3 separate regions of the Mus musculus genome follow, and regions 1 and 2 are each linked to region 3. The links are chromatin loops, found by intact Hi-C in ENCODE. Cell type or tissue: left cerebral cortex. All regions are shown on one strand.

The links. Hi-C counts contacts between places; a loop is a spot of excess contacts. Peaks named below come from ENCODE experiments on the same cell type or tissue, not always from the same donor. Only the 100,000 strongest peaks of a DNase experiment are listed, where the experiment ranks them.
Region 1: a loop joins it to region 3, with 3 times the contacts of the local background. A loop is called at or near these places in 2 of 42 quality-filtered maps.
Region 2: a loop joins it to region 3, with 2.4 times the contacts of the local background. A loop is called at or near these places in 11 of 42 quality-filtered maps.

Annotation. Positions count from the first base shown.
Region 1 is chr5:121,995,101-122,003,100 of GRCm38, forward strand. The region is part of intron 2 of Cux2 (cut-like homeobox 2); the gene reads right to left. Among named protein-coding and RNA genes, the nearest start is that of Cux2, 51 kb to the right of the region's middle. In left cerebral cortex, a CTCF peak has its summit at 4,588 (motif pointing left); DNase peaks (open chromatin) are centred at 4,566, 5,568, 6,191, 6,482 and 1 more place; H3K4me3 peaks cover 2,759 bases; H3K27ac peaks cover 2,596 bases.
Region 2 is chr5:122,046,381-122,054,380 of GRCm38, forward strand. It overlaps Cux2 (cut-like homeobox 2), which reads right to left and starts at 3,471. Exons shown (of 23, transcript NM_001312908.1): 1 at 3,396-3,471. Gm52786 (a long non-coding RNA gene) reads right to left here. Exons shown (of 3, transcript XR_003955780.1): 2 at 7,738-7,976; 3 at 6,997-7,328. In left cerebral cortex, a CTCF peak has its summit at 4,094 (motif pointing right); DNase peaks (open chromatin) are centred at 1,454, 2,035, 2,484, 3,562 and 3 more places; H3K4me3 peaks cover 4,147 bases; H3K27ac peaks cover 3,717 bases.
Region 3 is chr5:121,890,047-121,898,046 of GRCm38, forward strand. The region is part of intron 5 of Cux2 (cut-like homeobox 2); the gene reads right to left. Gm52785 (a long non-coding RNA gene) reads left to right here. Exons shown (of 3, transcript XR_003955779.1): 2 at 3,187-3,268; 3 at 4,315-4,437. Among named protein-coding and RNA genes, the nearest start is that of Gm52785, 27 kb to the left of the region's middle. In left cerebral cortex, a CTCF peak has its summit at 3,739 (motif pointing right); DNase peaks (open chromatin) are centred at 2,371, 3,726, 4,397, 4,768 and 3 more places; H3K27ac peaks cover 3,984 bases.

The sequences.
Region 1 (8,000 bases), 110 kb after region 3:
CAACAATCGCAGATTAGAGAGAAACTTCTTGCTTTTCAACAAAGGTTAATAAATAGTGACAGCATTAAGTCTAGTCTGATTAACTATGCTGAGAGATATTATTGCCGTTTGCAACGCAAAATCATTATTGGATTAAGCACAGCATATAAAAATGAAATGTGAGTTTTAATCTCACACAGGGAGCACAGGCGGCTCGCGTGGAGGTGGGGTAGCACGGGGAGGCCCGTATTAATTTTTAAGTCACTCCGGTGAAGGGATATTACATGTCATTTTTTTCTGGTCTGGGTTTGGCCAGGGGAGAAGAGGCCCCTTGGATGTGGAAAGGCAGAAATGGTGAGCAGCCCCTTGGGCTGAATTGTATCAGAAAGGGATCCGTAGTCAGAGTCCCACATGACTAAGGGACCACAGGTAAGGGCCTGGCTCTCAGGGCACCTGGAGTTCCCATCTTCCCTTGGGGAAAAGACCAGACCCAGGTCAGAAGCAGGAGGTGGGGAGATGTCCCAGCATGTCCTGAGGGGAGGTGACAGAGGAGGGGAGGAGGGGGCACAGCTGGACCTGCTGGAACACCAACCTGGACCAGGGGGAAGAAAGACAAGACCCAAGGGCTGAGCTCCCTCCGTCTGCCCCACCCCAGCCCTGTCCCAAGGTCCACTCTGATTGTAGACCTGATGAAGATTTGAACCCACGGAGCCTGGGGCAGTGTGACCTTCCAGAAAGTGAGGAAGGTCCCACAGCTACCTGCGAGCCCAGAGGCTCCAGGAGCCAAGAAACAAAGATCCCAAGCCAAGATACCAGAGACAGGACAACCAGAATATGGGTGCAGACAGTAACAGCGGAAGTAGTTGCCCCCCCCCGCCCCTCCCTCCCAACTCCCCCTCCCACACACGCTGATGTGAGAGTTTATGGTAATTTTCAAACATTTCTTTGGAAGTCTTTGGAGGATGTCACTCTGCGGAAGACTGGCAGGTGAAGGGGAAGAGAGACGCACCTGTCCCTTCCATCTTGTTTCTGAGGGCACTGATGGGCAAGGAGGACGGCTTTCTCCGTAGAGAAATGTCCCACGCAGGAACAAGATCCAGGAACAAAAGCCATTGTAGGGACCTCAACAACGAGAAGCTCAAGGTGACAGCTAAAGCCACTGATCGCACTCTCAGCGCCAGGAGGGGGACACCCAGATCTGGTGCACCTATTGGTGCCACACCATACAGCTACATCCAGGGTTCTTGCCAGAAGCATCAAGTCAAACAGGCACCTGGCCAGGCCTCTGGACAAGGGCTTACAGGAGATCCCAAGGGAAAAAAAAGGGGACAGAAAGCTGGGTATAGAATCTCATACGTGTCATCTCAGGGTCTGGACTCAGTCACCTAGGATGCAGAGAGTCTGAATCTAGCCAGGGCTACATGAGATCCTGGTCTCAAGGTTTAAAGGAGAAGGTAGGAGACAAAGAGAGTGGAGGGCAGAAAAGGGGGCGATGGCTTAGCCATACAAGCATGGGGACCCTGGTTCTAGTCTCCAGCATCCATGATCAAAAGCCACACTTGTAGCTCCAGTACTGGTGAAGCAGAGGTGGGCAGATCGCTGAGTCTTATGGGCCAGCCTTGGCTACCTGGCAAACTCCAAGCTGATAAGAGACCCTGTCTCTAAAAACCAAGGCGGACACCACTTGAGGAATGACATTCCTGGCCTTCCCAAGTATGTGGGACTTAAAGACACATACATACATGGTGGGGAGGGGACGGGGACAGAAAGGGGAAGTTTGGGGGCAGGGAGGAGGGGAAATAGAATGACATCAGAAGCCTCAAGTTTGTGAAACATGAATAAATAACTGTGAAGATAAACCACCAGAGGGGGAGAGAACGCACATTGACTCATCAATGTAAAAAGGATGTTGGAGTCAGAAAATGACCCGGGGTTGCACCCCACGGCAGTCAGCATTCAAGGGAAGGGGCATCCTGGATGCTAAAATTAGTGGGGCCAAAAGAACGAGCAGCAGGGCAACTGGCCAAACGTTTCCCCCACTGGAAACTTATTGATCCCTCACAGGGGAGGAGTAACCCTTTCGGGGAGAAGCCAGTTGACATCAGGTCAGTAGCAGCCACGGCAGGGACCACTGTGGCACCTCCTGACGGGGTGCCCTGAGGACGAGGACACGCTCTCCCTCTTCCGACACGGCTGCTCAAGCCACACAACCTGCAGGCAGGCGTTAAGAGGACAGGCGGCCTGCAGAGCAGAAAGGTCAGACCACATCCGAAGTGCCGGGTTTGGAAGGACCAAGACTGAAGAACTTGTGCTGCTTTAAAGGGGACTGAGGCTGGGAGGTGGCTCTGCTGGAGGTGGCCCTGTTGAGGAGGTACCCACCTAGCACCATGTAAGTCAGGTGCGATGGTGATGCACTGCGGGGAGTGGGGGAATGCAGGAAGAGCACAAGCCCAAGGCCATCCTAGCAAGCTCAGCACTAGCCTGGGCTACATCAGAACCTATCTTTAAAAAAAAAATCATGATGGTGACTAAATGGAGCAGAAACAGGCTCTGGACTAGGGACTTGTCAGCAATGCCCAGTTTTGGGGCCCCGACCTTCGCGTACATGGGCCCACACACAAATGGGTAGCTGTGGCGGCCCTGGAGACTTCTGGTTTTGCCCAGGTTGAGGCCCAGCTCAGGGGACAACAAAATGTAACTTCAGAATGACAACCGTGCCCTATGGATTAGCTGGGAACCCTGGTGAGCATCGGTGTGCCCCAGTGTCACAGAAGAGACTGGAAAGCTGTAGCCTGGGCCCGAGGAGGGGTCTGCAAGCCAGGATAGAGCAGTGGGATAGCTGGGGTCTGGGCAGATTCAGAGGGTTCGAGAAACAGGGACAGGGTTGTGGTTTCCACGGCATGGTAGGCTGTCACTCAGCACTGTGTGGAGCATGTGGCTACTGCCCGATGTCACCACAGCTTGTCCACTCACTGACCATCTCACATGGGTGGCTGACCCAACATAGCTGCATAATGTCCTTACCTCTCCCCATCCCTGTCCTCTCTCCTGTCCCCAGTGGACAGCCATTGTCCTCCTGTATCTCCTGAGACTTGTATACATTCCTATCTGTCCATAAAGTCCTAACACAATTCTGTGTCTTCCGTACCACCCCTTTCGGTCACGCGTTGTCAGAGGTGATGTCATTCAAAGATCTCCTCCAGGAAGCCCTCTAGGATTCCCCAGGGCTCACGGCCTCTCTTTTGGTGTCTCATAAACTGTATTGCCTATCTGCTAGCAACTAAACCTCCTCCCTGGGGTTGTGGGGTACAGCTTGGTGGCAGACCTTTTGCCCAACCTGCGAGAGGCCTCCACCCCATCCCAGCGCCACAGTCAAAGCTCTTGGGATGAGTCACAGCTTCAGTCAGAATGCCTGTCATCTACCAGGAGATGGGACTCTCTGTCCACAGCACAGTCCCCCGGCGAGGCGAGAGTACTCACTCTCCAGCCACATCTACTAGGAAACTGAGTCACAGGGAGAGAAAGCCATTGGCACACAGTCACATTGGGGGGGGGGGGGTGTTGGAACCGGGGGTGGGGGTGGGGAGGAGGAGACAAGGGCAGGCTTCTGTTGGTTCCAGAGCCCTCCCTCCCTGTGAGGGGAGGCATTGAGAAAGTCACTGCCCTCCCGCACAGCTCTGGCCAGCAGGGGCAGGGGGAGCTCCCTGGTCCTCCTCCCAGGCCAGTCCTGAATTTCAAACCATCTTCCTTTGCTGAGTCACTACCCCTCAGCCCTTGCAGGGGAGAGAGAAATCAATACCCGTCACCTATCAATTCAAATGATCTGGCGAGGGGCCCCCAAGGCCATGGCCTTCCTTCAGTGGCCCCAGACTCCCACCTTAGTGTAGTTAAGACAACATTCCCTCTAAATTGCCCCTAATATTCCAGACATGCTGCACAGAAAGAAGGGGGGAGCAGGGGGCAAAGTTGGGCCATGAATCTTGGCACCTGAACCCTCAGTGTGGCCCTGAGGCTATTTAGGGACAGCACAGAGCCACTGGGCAGATCAGCCAAGGACAGATGCTGGCTGGGGAGAAAGGTCACAAGATGCCAGGGTACCAACCAGGTCAGGTATGGAACAGGACCTCATGTGCCCCCAAAAGGCTAAAGATACAGCCACAAGCACGGCACCAGCAGCCACAGAGCCAGGGCGGGGCTTGACGGGGACAGGGTGGTGAGCAAAGGTGGTGAGAGCCACTTACCACCTGGGCAGAGGGACCCTCCAGTGTGACACCCACGTTGTTCATTTACTGCAGCTGCCAGTGAGGGGCTGCTGAAAGCGGGGGTGGGAGTTGCCTGCCGAGACAACCGCTTCCCAGAAGCTAAGTACAGTCAGCCATGTCTGAAGCCAAGCCTGGAACTTTCAGGCCACCTCAGCCAGTGACAACCTTTATCTGTGTCCGTGGGATCCCCCTGGAAGGGCCTGGAGTTTCATAATGTCCCTAGCATGGTAGGGCCAGCTACCTAACCTGGCCTTCTGTTAGGGAAATGCATGGGTCTGTTATAGGGTGAAGGGAAGAGGCTCTGCCCACAAACCTCTTAGATGAGAGAGCGCCCCCTGGAGGCAGGACTCTGCAGGACTCAGGTAGGTACCGGTAGCCACTGAGTAAAACTCTAACCCTCTGCCTCAGTCTTCATATTGTCTCAATATCTTCATTAAACCAGCAAGGACAACTTCCTCAAGAAAGAGGAAACGATACAGGAAGTGATTTTAGAATTCACTTCCTATGCCAGCCACCAGTTTAAATGGGTAAGGTGGAGCCAGTAAGACGGCTCAGCGGGCTAAGGTGCCTACCACTGAGGCTGGTAACCTGAGTTTGATCCCTGGGACCCACATGATAAAAGGGGAGAACCGACTCCCTCAAGCTGTCTTCTGACTTCCACACACATGCTGTGATGTGCACATGCCTGTACATACACACATTTATTATTATTATTATTATTATTATTATTATTATTATTATTATTTTGGTTTTTGTAGACCAGGCTGGCCTCGAACTCAGAGATCCGCTGGCCTCTGCCTCCCAAGTGCTGAGATTAAATGTGTAGGCAACCCCACACAGATTATACACCCAATTTTTAAACAGGAAAAAAATATAAGTAGCTAGAGGGGGCCAGAGAGATTAGGCAGCTGGCTACTAGAGAAACCAGACTTCTACAGGAACCTGGAAAACGGGGTTTGGTTAAGTGCTTTGGGGAGTATCCCTGAATACCTTCTACCCACCCAGGCCATGCACGGTGCTGCAGCCCTGAGCTCTTCACAGCGGCTGAAGGGCATGTTGACTCTGGGCACAGTACGGTGCCAGGCTCTGGGGCACCACCACACACCCTTGCTTCCGAGGCCTGCCACCAACATTCACATGTCAGTCGGCTCTAGCGAGAGCATGTGCCAGTTTGAGCTGCCACAGCCGCCACAAGCCCGATGCTGGCCGGGCGGACCAGCGCTGAGTGAGTGCTGCCAGCACCCTGCCAGATGCTTCTGCCCAGGGTGGCTTCAGCCAAGTTGGGACCTACTGTGCCAATTTACTGAAGAGACGAGGGCAGAGCGGCCCACCCACGGGGCACCACCCTGCAACCCCAAGCCATGTTACCCAACACGGGCAGAGCTTCAGAGAAGCAGCCCCCACACGGGCTTTAACAATGGAAGCGTGCAAGCTTGCAGGCTGGGGGCTGTTTTAATCTGCGTTCCGCTGTTCCAGAAATAACAACAATAGTGCATGCTCTGTAACCTTTTATGTAAAAACGAGAAGACACCCTCACAGCATCAGCGAGAGGCAGGCACGGTTAATCACGTCACCCGACGGGTAGGGAGACTGAGGCACGGATAGGATGACCTGGCTAGGGTCACACATGGCTAGGATTACACAACCCATGCCACCTGGCATGCAGACCTGTACTGATCAAGAAAGACTTTTCTCAGTAACAAACAAGGAACAGCCACCACCCCTGAAGCTCTCCCAAATCCATTTTCAGCTGCTGCTAGGAGATTCAGAGAAGCCAAGCAACGTGCTCAAGGATGAACAGCATCTGACACACTACTCTGGACATAAGCTAGGTCCACTGTGTATCATGAGGTGCCTGACTTCCGGTTTGTGACACGTCCTACGGTAGGTGGACCCAGGCAGGGGACAGGTTTCCCTGGCTAGGAGCAACTGGCTAGCCACTAGGCTCCCTGAAGAGTAAAGGGGGCAGGCTGTATCCCAAAGAACACAGAGCCATCCTGATGGTGGAGACACCTTCCTTGAAGGAGCTAGGGGAGCCAGGGGGGAAAGGGCAGTATTTGTCATCCATGGGGCCACAAAGCCTACAGTACTACAGACAGCAAGCATATCTAACCCCTGGCAGCAGGGCCGGGTAGAGTAGACCCAGCCACAGCCTTGGAACGGGATCTGGGGCCAGCTGGGGTGCAGCCTGCCTGTTCCCTCAGCCTGCCCCAGCCTTCCAGGGCCAGGCAGGTCTGTGGCAGCCCCGCTCTGGCAGGAGCCAAAGGAGTGCCCTATGTACACACACATGCAGCTTGCATGTGTCACATACGCTCACGTGTGCCCGTACCATCACTCATGCAGAACGCTCACACACCGCGCACCCACACGGCACACTGTCCACATACCCTGTGCGTGCACCCATGTTCAAATGCACTTATACGCACCCCTGTACATGTAGAGCGGTGTAGGCTCACACATGTCCACTGTCTGCCACACATACCCGCAACCACAGGGATCCACAACCATGGACTCCTGTCTCCCCAAGATCATACGGGGTGCAGAGCGCAGACCCGCAATCAGCCACACCCATGGCCATCTCCTGAAGATAGATAAGAGACCCAGGAAGCCACAACCCCAGAAAACACACACACACCACACACACACACACACACACACAGAGAGAGAGAGAGAGAGAGAGAGAGAGAGAGAGAGAGAGAGAGAGAGAGAGAGAGAGAGAGAGATTTTCACACCTGATCTCATATGCCGGCGGTTCTTAAAGACATGACAAGAGTGGAGAAAGCTTTAAAGCCACACATTCCCCCACACGGACCACACGGTCGGCAGGACACAGGCAGACTCCAGAACGCTGTCTGGAATCCTGTCCACCCCACATCTTCCTGCACTTACCCTGGGCAGCTCTGTCTTCTCCAGGGCAGACAGTGCAGCTATGTCCAGTGACAGCAGGGGTGGGCAGCGCGAGCCCCTGCGAGAGTGAGCTGAGCGAGGGCCGCCAGCAGCCTCGGCACATGCAAAGAATGTGCAAAAATAAACGCGAAAGGCTGCTAGCGGCCCTTCCCACAGGACTCGGGCTGACGCAGGTTCTGCTCCGCAACAAACATCTTCCTTCTAATTTTAAAGGCTGTGTGGCATTACCTCCCCGACTCTCAAGACAGCTAGATGTCATCTCACCCCCTGAGCTGACCACCGGCAGGGCCAGGCACTGAAGGGGCACGAAGTGCTATGTCCCAGGCTCCAGCCCTGAGACCTACTGGTCACTTGAGTCTAAACTACACTGTCCCTGCAGGCCCCACTAAGGTGGTCGAGGTGATCAGGAGTCCCAGATCTACAAAGACACCCCAACTTCTCCTCAAAGTCGTATCTCAGTGAGGTGGATCCCGGTGACCCCAGCTCTGCTTTTGAAATAAGCATCACACACAAGTAGCTACATCTCCTGACAGTGGGGGCAGGATACAAAGTGGGGTTCCATCACCCACCCCACACAGCCCCTTGCCTGCATACCATCTTATCCCACGCCTCCCTAGAGGGCCTAATCTGGACCTCGTAAAGGCTTGGATGAGAAGGAAGATCACACAGATAGCAGAGTAGCCTATGTGGATGGGACCCAAGGCCAAGATCCCAAAATGCTAGCTTAGCTCCAAGTCTGGGGGACCCCAGGCCTTCTGGGCTGTGACTCTGCCATTTGCTTCATCTGCCTCTTCCCACTGAAACAAACTTGGCGACCTCTGAGCCTCTGTGTTACTTTGTGCCCCAGGTGGG
Region 2 (8,000 bases), 160 kb after region 3:
ACAAGGCTGATAGCTTATTTACGGCTGTCACAGGTAGAAAGGGGGATTTTGACACATTGTTAAATGATAGCACATTTAGGTGAGTCAAGCTGTCAAGGGCTCTAATGGATACCTAAGCACACCGCAGCTGATATGTAAAATTTACCTGCTTCAGAACATCACAAGGTTACAATGTTTTAATTATATTCACACTCTTTCCTGAACTTTGAGCACGGAACAGTCTTCATCAAAGCACCACCTGGCTTCCAGCCATTCCAGAAGTTTCCGTAAGACCCCTTTAGCAAGCCCACCCACACCGGCTCATCCTGAGGGTGGTGCCAATTCCTCCTTGAGGAATGGCCGGGTTTTCTACCCGAGTCTTCTGTGAGGGGCCACCAGCCCCACCTCGTCCCTCCCCCCAAAAACACAGCTGGGCAGGAGCACCCCTAATCCCCTCATTCAACCCGGATGCCCAAAAAGCTTAGCCTCCTCTTCTTTAGAGGGGAAAGGAAAGATGGTGTGGGGGCCAGGACTCAGAACATCTCTTATAAAGGGTATGGAGTAGGGGGTAAACGAAAGTAGAAAAGAAAAACCATGAACCCATGAATCCAGTTACTACGATAACACAGAGAAAAGCCATAAACTACGCCCGCATTAGTGATGTTCACTGTAAAACCATCCTATAACCAAATGAAATATACCAGCATTAACTCAGGACGGGATTTTATTTCTTCTCGTTCCTGAGCTGCTACAGCAGGAAGGGGGGGGGGGGAAGTGGAGACGATTGAGGAATGCCATGGTGGGGGGAGGGGTACCCAGGTCCCTTAGAGTCATTCCTTGAGCCCCCAATCCCAGGGTTGTCGACTGATTTCCATCTAGTCAAAGAACCTACTTCCAGTACTCAAAGAATGTGCTGGGGGGAAAAAATACTAACTGGACAGCTTCCAAGTTTAAAATATATATACTTCCAGAGAACCAAGAGCCCAGCTGGCACAAGGTCACCTTCCTTGTCCCAAACGGGGAAGCGTCAGCAGTATGGTCCAGCCTGGGGCCACGGGGCCACTTTTCCTGGCTGGGTCATCTTAAGACTCAGAAATCAAGCTGCAAGAAACCATCCAACCTGAACAACCCAGGATACAAGTCACACGTTCCTCCCAGGCTCTGGTGAGGGAGCCCCCAGCTCTGGCCCTGCCCAGACCCACAGTTCCTACCTGTGTTTCACAATAGGTGGAAGTTTCCTCTATGGAGTAGGAGAAAGGAAGAGATACCAGTGAGTGTGAAGGAGGAGTCACTAAGAGGATGGACCAGAAAGGGTCCCTGGCAAAGGGCTAAGAGATGGATGTCCGGAAGACCCTGGACTTTGCACGCTGTGCCAGGGATCACAGGAGAGGCTGAGGCGGGGTTGGAGAGTGGGCAGCTGCACCAGCCTGGGCCTGGCAAGATGCATGCCGCAGCTTCCACAGTCAATCCTCTGAGCTCTGGAACTATGCAGCCTTTTCAAACTCCCTGGAGGAGCATCCCCTCCTCTTTATATCGATTCAGATGAGCCCCCCTCCCTGGGAGCCTGTTTGTGCCAGACACACAGCCATTGTCTTAATGAGTTCACACACACACACACACACCCTTGTATGTTCCCCGTTGGGGGAGCGGTCTTGGTGTTCCTGGTCCCTGTCACCTGGACAGGCCTGTGTCCACCACCCTCACTCACCACCCTTGCAGCTCAAATCTCCTTTTCCATCTCAGTGTGTCCTGAGACCCTAACAAAAGGCGTGCAGACCACCAGGAGTCAGCTGGAACCAAGACTGGGGTGACCTTCCACAGCTCCACAAAAGCCTCCCCACCAAGACTGGGGACAGGGAGCGTCCAGAACCACCCCAATCAGCTCTGAAACCAACGCGGGGAGCCGCACCCAGGCCTCAGCCCCAGGGCAGCCTCTCTCTCCCTTTCTCTCTCCCACCAAGCCTGCAGCCCAGGCGCTTGGATGGAAAGCGAGTTATCTAATGAGAATCGTGTTAACTGGCATTCCGGCGACTATGGGCAAATACGGGGCCGCTGTAAAGCTCACCGTAGCAATTCTCTCCAGGAGAATAACAATAGCACCCGGGTAAGAGCTTCCGTCAGCCCAGCCGCTTGCTCCCCTCTAGTCTGCCGCGTTCTTGTCATCCCTTATGTTACAGAACATCAATCATAAATAAAGACGCTGTCCCCCAGCCTGCCCGGGTCTCATTTACAAACATTAGCAGGGAATACGATTACCATTGGCCTTCGTGCCAGGCCCAATGTGGCTACCCAACTCTCTCTCTCTCTGCCCCCTCCCGGCCCCTGCTCCCCACCTCCAAAGCCACTTTAGCATCCTTTAAACCGTCTAGCATAGGACACAGCCTTGCCCATCTTAGCCGGCCACCAAACTGTAACCTCAACTCGGGCGCGGACTAGGAATTGCATAGCTCCTGCAGTTATTAACTGCATGCCTGAGTGCCCCGATTTTCTCTCCGGCTCGGTGGCTTTGAGGGAGGAGGGGAGCGAGGAGTGGGGACAGAGAAGAGGGGGGCTGGAGCGAGCCACTTATCAGAAGCAACTTAACGAGATCTGCGGACAGATTAAAAAGGGAAAGTGGGTCCCTTTATGTTTTATTTATTTATTTTTTTATCTCCAGACGTGTTGTCACGAATTCTGAGAATGTCACTGGCCAAGCAAAATGCTCTCAGAGCGTGGTTATCCACAAGGCTTCCCCGCCCAGGCCATCGCAGCACCTGCCGCGACTCTGCTCGACTGCAGGGTGCAGGGAGCCTCTGCGGGCGTAATGAGCACCCAAGTGTGTCGCCAAATGGGGTACTGTAACACCGCATCTCCCCCCCTACCCCCCGCCCATCCCAGGGCCTCAGAAAGACGGTCAGCAAACATCCCAACCTGGAGGCACCTGGAGCCCGCGCACCAGGAACATGGAAAAAGTGCTGGGGCTGCCAAGAGTGTCGCCCCTGAGAAGGAGAGGGGAGCGAGGGGGGCCAAGGCAGAGAGAGCAGGGTGCGAGAGCAAGCGAGGTAGAACCGGTAGCCCCAGGGGCGCGGGTGCAAAAGTTCCCAGGGGCTGCAGCCCGCGCACCTGCTCCGCCCCGCGGCAGGTGCGCAAAGTTGCGCGCGCTCGGGCCTGGGGCTCCGGGGCCGCGGGACTGGGATGGAGGGGAAGGGGCGGGGAGGGAGGAGCAGACAGAGAAGGGGAATATCAAGATGATGGAGAGAAAGCAGGAGGAGGGGAAGCGAGGGAAGAAAAGCAAGACCGGAGAGGGGAGGCGGGAGGGGGGGGTCAAGACAGAGGTGGGAAGGACGGAGGCAGAAAGCAGGCGGAGGAAGAGAAAGCAGGCGGAGGGGGTGATAAAAAACCGAGGAGAGAGGGAGAAACAAGACGCAGAGACTAACCCTCAGGGATCGGCCCGGGAGGAGCACCGAGCGTCCTGGCTGCAGCAGCCGGTGGAGGAGGCGGCGGCGGCGGCGGCGGCTGGATGGCTGCGCAGCCGCGTCCCGCTCCCCCGCGTTGCCCGCGCGCTCTCCGTGCTCCCCGCGCTCCTCCCGTTCCCCGCGCTCCTCCCGCCTCGGCGGCTCCCGCGTCCCGGCGGCCGCTCGTGGCGGCAGCGAACAAAGGCGGGCTGGTCTGCTCACCTGCAGCCGCCGCCAGTCCAGGCGCCGTCTTGCGCGCGGCCCCCTGGTCGCCCGTACAGCCCTGGCCGGCCTCGGCCCCCGGGCCCCCCGCGGTCCCCCCTCGGCCGCCATCTTGGGGGCGGGCGCGCGGCCGGGGATGCGGCTGCCGCCAACACCCGGGCTGGACCCCGGGAGCGCGGCCCGGCTCTGCGCGCACGCCGCTCGCACTTGACTTTGGCTCCTTGCAAACTTATCGACAGCGCCGCGCGCGCGGATCAATGCGCAGGGGGGGCGGCGGGAGCGCGGAGGGGCCGCGGGCGACGGGGACCGTAAAGAACAAAGTGAGCTCTCTGCAGTGCGTGCGGCCGCTCTCCTCGCGTGGCCTCGCGCGAGGGGAGCACGGAGCACACACGCGCGACCCTCCGGCCGAGGTCCACCCCCCCCCTCGCAACCCCGCGCGCCACGCGCTCGCTGCGCTGCGGGTGACCGCCGCGAGGGGGCGCCCCGGAGCCGTGGGAAAGTCTCCGGGCGCCCAGCATGGTGCTGTACAGCACCGAAGGAAGTCCTATTGGGGAACCTGTGTGTCTATGCTTTGCGTCTTTACAGTAGGGCTCTGATCGTTATTCTTTAGTGGGCGTAACGCACCCCACAACTTTCCAAAGCAAGTCCCTGGCGTGAAGTGAATGTTGCTGCAGGATGTCCTTAGAGAAACCTTTGCGGAAGCAGCCTTTCCCCAACAGCTGCTTGGATCAGTTGAGGTTCTCCAAGGCCCGCTGTAGCAGCTCCGGACCTCTAACATCACTATGGGGGCTAGGCAGGGTGTCATGTTATCATTACCATGGCCAACGCACATGGACGGACACACACACACACACACACACACGCCCTTTGAGTATAGCGTTTCTGCTTTCTCCTTGATCTTTAACCCAGGGCGGGGAGGTCCCGGCCTTTGCAGTTCCTCAGACCCTGGACCAAAAGGGGGCGTATTTCACATATCCCTCTTCTTTTCTATGAGCCCTCCCAACTTGTTATCCTAAAGAAGGGACTCAGAAACCCATCATGCCTCGGTACCCCCTAAAAAAAACCCTAAAAAAACCTCCAGACCCTGAAGTCACCCTCCTTGCCTGCCCACCTCCCCACACCACACCCTATTGCACATCACCCCCCCCACTTACTTCCCTTCCAAAAGAAGAGGCCTAGTCCCCCCCTCATCTCTGTCAAAAGACTAGCTTTTATGGACGGCCAACCGAAATTATATTCCCTTTTTATGGCTGAGCTTGGACTTCTGACATCACTCTCGGTCTGGGACAATAGATCAATACCGTGGGTTATAAAAAAGATGAAGTTTAGAAGAGTTGTAAAGGAGGGAGAATCATGATGGATATTTTTGATGATTTTCCAATATTTGCGTCTCCCAGCACGTGCTTCAAGGCAATTAAAGTTTTTAATGTAATGTAAATAACTGTTTCTTAAATGCTTCAGGGGAAGGTGTGAGCGCTCCGAGCCATCCGTCGAGCCATTTAAAACCCGCAGTGTGATTTAAAGTAGGATACAGTATTTCTCTTGCTGTCCTCATACATTTTTTTTTTCCGTGTGACGTCTGTGCAAATACATTAACGCAGGAGCTGAAAAGACTCCTCAGACCAAAAGTAGAGCTTTTTCCAGAGAGGAAACGAATCAGGCCGAGTTAGCAATTCCGAGTGGCCCATTTCCCTGCCAGATTAAATTGCACGTGACATGTGGTTTTATTTCCTCTCTCCATAACTCTGCCTTCAAATTACGGCTCTCATTCCGCAAAATGAATTTAGGCAAATTTCATAACTAATGCGTTGTGATTTTTTTTTAAATGACTACATTTTCTTCTTGAATCTCTGTACGGCTTGCAGCCCCCGTGTCTTTGAGTCTGCTCTTTTAAAAACCTGTAATAAAGAATTTGAGAGAGAGAGAGAGAGAGAGAGAGAGAGAGAGAAGAACCTAGCGATTGTGAGACCTTTTCCAAACCCGTTTAACAAACAGAGCTTCAATATATTTTAACATATGTCTGACTCTGCCTCTGTGGGACACACTGCTGGGGTGTGACTTTTGGGGATGCTGTATTGAGAAGGACTTTGTGCCTGTGTGGTATTCCTGCCCAAAGTGCAGAGTCTAAATTTAATTGTGAAGAAATATCATAGGGTCCCAAATGGAGAGGCAGTGGCGGGGGGGGGGGGGCGGCGAGGCGGGGGGGGGGGCGGATCTCCAAAGTTAACGAGTTGATATGTGTGTGTATGTATGTATGTGTGTGTGTGTATGTGTGCATATATATATCAGTGTTACTCAAAACAGGAGGATCAAGCACATATTCCAAGCTGTAGGAAGCCAATGCAATTTGACAAAGCAACAAGAAGGGACAACCAAGGGTTTTCTTTGTCTCCAAAGGCCATCAACTAGACGCAATAGCAAATTTGGACCAAAGTCAACAGATAACAGGTTAACAGTAGCTCTCTGATTTGAATCCTTGCCTTGGGTCCTGTGTAGCAAAATAGCTTTGTTTTTTTGTTTAAAACACACACACACACACACACACACAGACGTGGCTAAGAGGGGAAAAGGGGGGAGAAGCCATGTCTGCGGCTATCTCAAATACAGCGCAAATGAAGACAAGACCTACCTATTCCTCTCTATCCAGAACCTGAGACCTGAACCATTCGCACTGCTAACATTTAAAGATCCTGTCTCTCAAAGCACGTAGTTTACATTTCTTCCAGACATTTCAGGGAATCTGAAATTACGTCAAAATTTTTTAAAAGTCAGAACTATAGACCCACAATCGAGATCAGGTTTCATTTCAGCCGTTTGGAACCACATAAAGAGCCTACCCACAACTTTTCTTCTGTCCTCCAGGAGTCAGGCTGTACCTTTGACCAAGCAGGAAATTGCCACAGCAAACATGCTTACCCAGGAGCAGCGAGAAAATCCAATAATTCAGATTGTTTTAAGTCTGTGATATTTTTAAATGACTTAATACAGCTGAGTCTCTGAAGAATTCCGACCATTTTAATGGCGGCAACTTGCAGTCCCACTGAGGAACAGGGCTGCTACATAAATACTGAATGATCGTGTCTTTCTGTCTCGGCTGAAACATATTAGCTTTGTTTAGCGGCTTATTGCTTTATTCACAAAATAAATTTCAGCCGTCTCTCTTGCAGCCACGTTCCGAGCACATCGCCAGCCTGAGCCTTATTAGATATGGGGGGGGGGGGGGCTCCCGTTCCAGCCACATCGGCAGCCAGCTCAGACTCAGCAATAATGAATTAAGCGGTTAAGTGTTTACCCCTGAATGGAGTTAGCTTGAGGAAGTGATATTATGATGGGTGGTCAACGAAAGCCAGGAAATTCAGACTTTCACAGCAACCAAGTGTCCTTGGAACTAAGGCAATACAATTTTAAATTCTGTTGTGAAAAAAATAATTGCTTTTCACTTCTTTATTAATGAAGAGAAACTTAAGCAGGTCCCTGGTTGATTCTGGACTCCCAGCCCCACCCATTCCCTGGGATCAATGTTAGAAAATTACGACCAGAACACAGACGCCCTTCTGGGGCAGCCCATCCTGAAAGCAGAAGCAGCCAGGATCCTTGGAGAAATTCATAAACTGTTCGAGAATCCCCGGGAAGCCCGCCCGGCAGGTCCTCAGCCCCACGCATAATGATATTCGAGACATCTCGACATCAAAGCTGAAACAAAAGGAAAATGCCCTTTGAGAGGCCGGCGTCGCCCACCGCAGCTGCCAGGCAAGGAGTGGAGCAAGCCTTGGAATTAATCTGGAAGTGTGAACACCCTGGGAGAGCCAGGGTGAGAGGATCACAGCCTGGCAGCCGCCTGCCTGGAAGAGAGAGGTTCAGGGAGGCTGGGGCACCGTCAAGTCCACCTCCGAGCCTCTGCCTAGACTGGCTGCAAGGACCAAGCCAGCAATTCCTTCTGCCCCACGCTGGCAGCCACCACCTTATAAATCGCCTAGTGGTTGCCAGCGTTTCGCAAATCAACCGCAGATAAATGTCAGTCGCTTCCCCTGAGTGTGGATAGACTGGGTGTTGAGTCCGGTCCGCCTGCTTGAAGCTTAGAGACCTGGGCCACCCAGTTTACCTTTGTGGCTTCTTTTCCTCGTGGGTGCCAGTGCAATGAAGCTCCCGTGTTGTGACAAGGACGTGTGTGAAACACTGAGAATGCTCAGAGGCCACCCGGCTTGTGGTATCCCAGGGCACAGGCGGGGATGGGTGCAGGGTCCCACCGCAGGGGGGACTCTTAAGGTCCTGAGAAGGTCTCAGGGCACATAAGGTGATGAAGGCAGGGTGAGGAGAAATTCCATGCTGGTCCACAGTAATCTGAGATGAATGGGAAGGAAGAAC
Region 3 (8,000 bases):
TGAGGGGCTTCCTGCTGGCTGTGTGTCCAGAAGAAATGTGGGCAGGTCTTGCTTCTCAGGAGACATGAATGGGGAGATTTAAAAACAAGACACTGAGCTGGGCTTGGTTGGAGAGGCTGGGTGGGGCATGAGGATTATAAATTCAAGGCCGCCTGGGCCACTTAGTAAAGGAAAGGCAGGGGTTACGGCTCAGTTGGTCTAGCACTTGCTGCCTCGTGTGCACGGAGCCCAGGGCTTCAACCCGTGCTCCCCATAAACCGGGAGTGCCGACAAGACGCATGTTCAAGGCCAGCCTGGGATATATAAGACCTGGGCTAAGGAAGGAAAAAAAAAAAAAAGGCTGGGGATGTGGCTCTGTGGCAGAGTGCTTGCCTAGCAGGCATGAGGCTCTGGGTTTGATTCTCAGCACAACCTACATAAATGAATAAATAAGAGACAGGGAGAGAGGTGCGTGACTCAGGGTGGGAACAGCCCTCCACCCCCACCCCTTCCCGTGTGGTCTGCACAGTTACTCCTCAGAGTATGGAGGGCAGGAGTTAAAGAGGTGAGCAAGGCCAGGTGCTGGCCGTTGTGGCCACCCTAAGAGCCCAGTGTTCACTGGAGCTCAGGAGCGCTGGGGCCAGTCAGCCTAGAGCAATGTTCTGTGAAGTCTGGGGACAGAGAGTGACCCCACACACACACACACACACACATGCTGCCATCACTTCCTGGGAGAAATGGCCTGTGACTCTCACTGCCGTGGCGGGAGGTGAGTAATGATGCATCTCTGTCCCACAGATGGACTAACCGTTGCACAGTGATGGGACTTCCCCAGGGTGAAGAATGGGGCAGGGACCTACCCCAGCCCAAGCTAGATTTCCAGGGCAGAACCAGACACTCTGAGAAAGGCTGATTGATTGATTGATTGATTGAGGCAGGATCTCTCTCTGCATCACTTGGCCTGTCCTGGAACTCACTCTGTAGACCAGGCTGACCTTGAACTCAGAGATCTTCCTGACTCTGTCTCCAAGTACTGGAACTAAAGGTGTGGCGCTGTCACAACTGGCTCTCTGTGTGTGGGGTTGGGGTCATTAAATTCTTCACGCCTTCATTCCACAGAGTTCAAGGCTACCCTAGAGGAAACGCAGAGGAACCAGGATAGGAGGCTCAAGGTCCAATCCTGACTTTGACATTGGCTGGGAAGGTAGTTTAGGGAGCCTTGGGCTTCAGTGGCGCCTGACTTCCAGGACTGTGGGGTGCAAGCTTGTTACAGCAGCAGCCACGAGTTCGAGTTCACCGTTGTTGCTCCTGAACTAAGTGTCAGGCATGGCTCCTCCTCCAGCCAGGCACTGCCAGGGGCTGCTCTGTACTGAGGACGGTTTGGGCTGTGGGAGCGGTGGCAGAGAGGAGAACCCTGCAGCTGCCACTCAGAATGGACAGAGGGGGCAAGGGACAGATGAGGCCATGTCAGAGAGAATGGGCTCCTGTTTAGGCTGGGCAGGCAGGACCTGTCTGGGAGTGACAGTAGGCAGAGCCAGCATGGTGATAAAGGAGAATGTTCTAGTCTACAGGATGCGTCTGGAGAAACAGCCCAGGGCAGGGTGAGGAACGGAGGCCACTCATCTCCCCATTCCCGCCCAACTCCCCTCTCCCTGCACTACCCACCCACTACCCACTAGAACTGCTGTCCCAGGAACAAGGCCTCACTGGGTCCTCATGACCACAGGGCCCAGTTACCGGTGAGGGTACGGGTCTCAGAGAGGCCACTGGCACCCAGGCGAGGCCCCTCCACTCCTTTCAGCCTGGCCAGGGATATAGTAAGTGACAGACAAGACTGCTTGCTTCTCCAGTGGCTCCTACAGCTAGGGCCCATTTGGAGGGAGTGAAACAGCGGCCCTGGGGACACAGCAGCTTTTTGGTCTGAGATTTCTCAAAAGCAAATCTTGGGTTTGGGAGCCCCCAAACCCAAAGTGTAGGAGCGAAGGAGTTTGTGGACAAATTAAACTGATTGGACCTCTAAAGAGGGGGACCACAGGCCGAGGTGACCACAGGTGAGGAAGGTGACAGGGTGGCTCAGGGCTATGGCCTGCTCTTGATTGATGGGTGGCTAATAATGGGGTTGGGGCATCCTTGTAAATAACAGGGAAAGCCTGGTCACCTGGTCACCTGCTGATGCTCAGGGTGGGAGACAGGGGCTGGAGAGACAGGGAGAGAAGGGTGGACCTCCCCTCCCTCTGTGTCCGCCCGAAGTGGCACACTGAGGATTTTTTTGGGACGCCGTAGCCAGAAGGCTGGCCACGAGGCTCCTTAGGAACAAATATGCAGAAGTATGCGCACGCTCCCCAAAGCTTGAGCCCAGGCAGCAGCCTGTTCCCATCTGGGCTTGGGCGGTGGCCGTGTGGGCGGCACAGACACTGATTTCAATCCAGAGTCCTAACTTTTCCTTAGCAGATGGGCACACGTCCCTTCCTTCAGGACAGCTAGGAGCCTGCTGGCTCCTTTCTCCCCACAACGGCTTGTGCTGGCTGGCTCTGAGGCCGCAGAGGTGCCTAGCATGAGGGTCTCCCTCCCTGGCACTGATGGGGTCAGCGGCAGCCGCTGTTAGCTGAGCAGCTACTAGGCGCTTGAGGCTCTGTCTCATTCAAGGTGGGAGGGGGAGGAGCTCATCTGTGGAGAAGAGACAGCAGCCCAGAGAGGGAGAGTCAGTTTCCAGGGCACAACATGTGTGTCATAATGCAAACACGGCTCTGTGTGTGTGTGTGGTGTGTATGTGTGTGAAGCACGTGGAACCTCCTGGGGTGGAAGGAAAAGGTCTGTCTTGCTCAGCACCATGCCCCTGTGGTAGGAGAGAGGCCAACAAACAGCAGCAAGCACTGAATATTTGTCGAATGAGAGGCGCAGGGGGAGAGGTGTGTACCAGACGGCAGGCTGGGTGTTCTCTGCTGTGTGTCCCACGGGCCTGGGGAAGGGCAGGCATGGAGGAAGCGGTAAGACAAGACAGCAGAGAGGGGCCTGGCCCATCCCTGGTGCCCAGAGCCCTTCTTCCTCTGCCCCCCCCCCACACACACACATTTGCAGCTCTTTGCTTCCCTCAGCTCTGGGGGTTCACACCTGGAGAGATATGTTGGCACTCCCCATCTCCCAGGCCAGCGCTCCTAAAGGGCTGGTTGTGACACTCCGCTTACTGGGTGCCCCCTCTTTCCACAGCACAAATCTCTGATGGACATTTTCCCAAAGTCCTGTATTTTCAAATGAATTCTACAGCAAGGTTGGACACTGAGAACCACAGGTGCGGATGTATGAGTGTGTGTGTGAGTGTGTTTGTGTTGGGGGCCTTTGTCAGTGAGCTTGTGCCTGTGAGGAGCTAGCATGATGCCTGTCACACAGACAACACCTAGAAATGTCCAGGCAACATGGTACCTGGGCCTTCCGTCTGAGCTCATGTGAAGTTGTTCTCTGTGTTCTTATGACACCTAAGGAACACGAGGGAGGGAAGGAAGGAGAGAAGGAGAGAGGAGGGAGGAGGAGGAGGAAGAGGAAGAAGAAAAGAAGGAAGGAAAGGAGGAGAAAGAGGAGGGGAGGAAGAGGAAGGAGAAAAGGAGAGGAAGATGCAGAAGAAGACGAAGAAGGGGAAGAGGAGAAGGAGGAGGAGGAAGAGGAAGAGGAGGGGATGTAAGTAGGGGCAGTAGGGGCCATCACTGTTCCCAGTTACACTAAAATGTCTTTTCCATGGAGGTGAAGGTGGCTTGATCACTAGATGGCGCTAAAATTAGTCATTTGGGACAAAACTCTAAACTAGTGATTTTACCTCCTGCTTTCATCAAAAATACATTTCACATGGCTTAGATTTAAAAATTTAAAAGAAGATCGCAGGAATACTAAAAAAACAAAAACAAAAAACAAAAAAACAAAAAACCCAATTCTAAACTTCAGGTGAGAATGTGTTTAAAAATAGGACACAGAAAGAAAGATTTGGTAAGATTCTCTACTTTCTAGAAATCATTGCTTGAATGTCTACTAGGTACGATGTATACGAGAGGCTATGAACAAAGTTAAAAAGCAAAAGTCCGTTTAACAGAGAAGATGCCAAACATGTCTACCGGTACCAATGCCCCTGTCCCTAATATACAAAGAGCATGGACAAATCAATAATAATTAAGTCCTGCTATAAATGGAGGAACTGCGCAAAGAGTTGGTCAAACAGCACACTGGGTAAAGAGTAAAAAAAGCTGGGCAGCCCAACCAGGGGAAACAACCTCATTTGTTCTGACCACAGGGTCTGGGATCAAGACAAGGTTTCTATGTACTTTCCCACATTTTTCTCTCTCATCCAAGGAACCCTGTGTCACAGCACTAGCCCTCAGCACATGGGCAGTGTGGGGAGGAGCTCAGGACACCAGGAACACCCACAGAAGAGAAAGAACCACACTGAGGCTGCGGGGTCTGGAGTCTCACAGGGAGGACCCACAGGCATGCCGGGGAAGGGGAAGGTGTGGCTACACGGGGGGGGGGGGGGGGGGGGGGGGGGGGGAGTGGGGTGTGGGGGTGTGGGTGTTCAGACACCACTCCACAGAAGTCAATGCAGGACAAGAGAAGGCAGCCGACAGCAGCTCTCTGTCTTTCTGCTTTCCTGTCCTCTGAGCAGAGGGTGTGTAAAGCAAAGCTACTTTCTTTCTTCTTTTGTATCTTTCTTCTTTTGTTCTTTTAGGCTGGGAAGATGCATTAAAAAACCCGAAACCTGGCCAGGCAGCTCCTTACAGCACAGACTCAGCAACACCCACCCGGCTCCCTGAGTGCTAGACAGGTAACCACCCTGTGAGATCCACAATAGACGCTTGCATCCCTTGGACTCCGACGCCCACAGGCTATGGGATGTTTCCCTAAACACGCTCACGCACAGAGCATCAAACCCTCACGCCAGTCCACCAGAAGGGTGTACGACCCTCTCTTTTCCTAAAGACCCAGAGAGCAGAGAGGGCGAGGTTCTGGGCTCAGGTCACTGAGGACAAAGGAAACTTCTCCCCTCTGCCTGCAGTTTCACCCCGGAAGATACTACGGAGCAAGAGGCACCTGCAGGGAGTTTTAGAAACCCCAACAAAATCCAAGAAGCCATCTGGGCCACTCACCTGCCTTGTAGCGGGCTCAGCCGAGTGTCCTCATGTCCTCATATCCCCCTCAGCCTCCCTGACTCTCTCTCTCTCCTTTTGTACCCCTTTTCTTTTTCCTGTGTTCTAGTCACCAGGTCCCCAAGTTCTCCTGCTGAGGCCGGGCCGGGTCCCCCCCACGACTTGGCTCGTGTGCAGTGAAGACATCGGCTGTCAACACGGCACGCCGAAGCCAAGGGGTTTAAATCAAGTCTTCTCTCACAACAATGACATTAATTACGCTTTTAACACATTTTACTGGTTTTTTTTTTTCTTCTTCTCACTTCGTGCCACATCTGTGCGAACAATATCCAAAAGATTTACGGTTTTCTTCCGTAATTACAGATACACGGACTGCGCACTTATCAAAATAGTTGCTGAGCAATCAGGCTGTGTCTCGCTGCCTGCCAAGGACTCGTGCTGGCAGGAGCCACTCATTCAGACGGAAATGTTGAATCAGGACTTGGGGGGTGGGAGGGCTGCGACAAATAATTTGCCTGTCAAGACATAGACCAAAGGAGAGTCGGTGCATCCCGGCTGCATAGAAGTGTGTGTGTGTGTGTGTATGTGTGTGCGTGTATGTGTGTGTACACACACACATATATGTACACACACACATATACGCGCACACTTGCACTCCAAGCCCCCCAAAACCTCCCCATCTGACATTTGCTTCTCATGTCTGCGGATAACATTTAATGAGCACAAAAATACGTCTTCCTGATTCCCCGAAGAAATCATTAAAGCACTGTGTTATTCTTAAATGTCTTGAAAATGAATTAGAGCCCCTAAAGGGGCCGTTTGTGTGGCTGGCCTCCATCCGTTAAGACTCCTTGTTTTCTAGCTCCATGACAGCTGGGATGTGGCATCCCTGTGTCTCTTCCCTCCCTCCCCCTCTCCCTCCTTCACAGGAGGAGACCTGGGAAGTCACAGACGTGGAAGTCAGCGTTGGGCTCTCCAGGCTTCTTGTGACCTCTGAGTACCCAGGCTTTGGGGAGAGACAGTGTGTGAAGCAATGAGGGGTTTCTGGAAGCTTCCATGCCTGTCTCTGGAGTTCACGTGGCTCTCTGCCAGGCTTACAACAGAGTTCAAATAGCCTTGAGCTGGGCAGTGGTGGCTCACGCCTTTAACCCCAGCACTTGGGAGGCAGAGGCAGGTGGATTTCTGAGATCGAGGCCAGCCTGGTCTACAGAGTTCCAGGATAGCCAGGGATACACAGAGAAACCCAGTTTCGAACACCGCCCCTCTCCCCCCTCAAAAAAAAAAAAAAAAAAAAAAAACCAGCCTGGGGTCCAGAAAGATGAGAGTCCCATGGCAGCTTCAAGAAATGAAGTATTGTTTCTTCTGTGCATGTGTGCAAGTGTGTGTGTACATGCATGTGTGCATGCCTGGGTGTACATGCATGTGTGTGCTCTGTTGAGGTCGTTAGTCCTCATGAGGCGCCTACTGCTTTTGTCTTTTGAGACAGGTCTCCTGTCTGGGAGCTCCTCTCCTCTGGCAATCAGCCTGGCTCTGCCTCCCCCGGGATCACAAGTATTCCCTGCCACACCCAGCACTTTACAGGGTGCTTGGGACGGAACCCAGGCAAGCATTTTACCCACAGAGCCACCTTCCCAGCTGAGACAGAGTCTCGCTGTGTAGCCCAGGTTAGCCTAAGCCTTCTGAGTGCTGGGATCACAGGTGTGAGCTACCACACCAACTTGAAGCCTCATGTGTGACCTGAGTCTGGATACCCCAAGCGCTGGAACGGCTGCCTGGGGCTAAGCATGGCAGGTCATCTGAGTGTTGGCCTTGTGGCCTGGACACCTGCAGTGTGAGTGGTGGGCACGGGCCAACGAATGGGAGAGTGGCAGGGGCCAGATATTTTCAGGCAAACATTGTTGTGTGACTCACACCCAGAGCCCTGACCTCAGAGATGGCTGACTCGCAACAGTGGGAGGCTGCTGTGTTCACCTGAGGTGATGTTCACCTCACTGGAGGCCTCTTGCTGAAAGGAAACCACCTGGTGGCACTTAGCTCACCTACAGAGCACGGCTGCCCTGCCTCCCTGGAGTTCTAGAATCTTCTCTCTCCACAGGAAACCCTGTACTCCGACTCTGGCCCCTGCAGTCTCTCACAGTCGATCCAGATGCCTGTTCTAGATGCTTCCTTCAAACATAGTCACGTGCTGCCATGGTGACATGGGCTCTGCGTTCCTTCTCACGGCTGACTCATAGTCCAGTGTGGATGGAACATGCTTCGGACATCTGTTTATCTGACAACAGATGTGTGCGCATGTATGCACTTGCATGTGTGTGTGTGTGTTTGTCTGTATGTGCATGTGAGTCGGTGTATGCATGTGTGCATGTGTTTGTGTATGCATGCATGTTTGTGCATGTGTCTGTGTACATGCATGTGTGCATGCATGGCGTGCGTATGTATGTGTGCATTTGTGTCTTTGTATGCACGTATGTGTGTGCATGTGTGTCTGTGTCTCTGTGCATGCATGTGTGCATGTATGTCTGTGTGTGCATGCATGTGTGTCTGTGTGTCTGTGTATGGATGCAAGTGTGTGTGTGTGTATGTGTGTGTATGTATGTGTGTGCATGCATGTGTGGTGTTCGGCTCTAACCATGGTAAGCAGGCTAAGGGGCTGACTCCTGCCTGCTGTGTTCACACTGAGGGGAACTACCCGGTATTTGTTCTTTTGGGCCAGGCTTCCCTCAATACTAAGATTCCAAGTTTGGCTGTAGAAAAAATGACATTATCCTTCTATTGCCCCCTGCTGCAAGCTATGGCCCTGAAAGGGGTTCCCCCGGAGGGCAAGATATCAGAGTTGCCCTCCCACCCATCAGGCAGAAAGCTGGATAACAGAGCTGACAGGTAACTTCACAATAG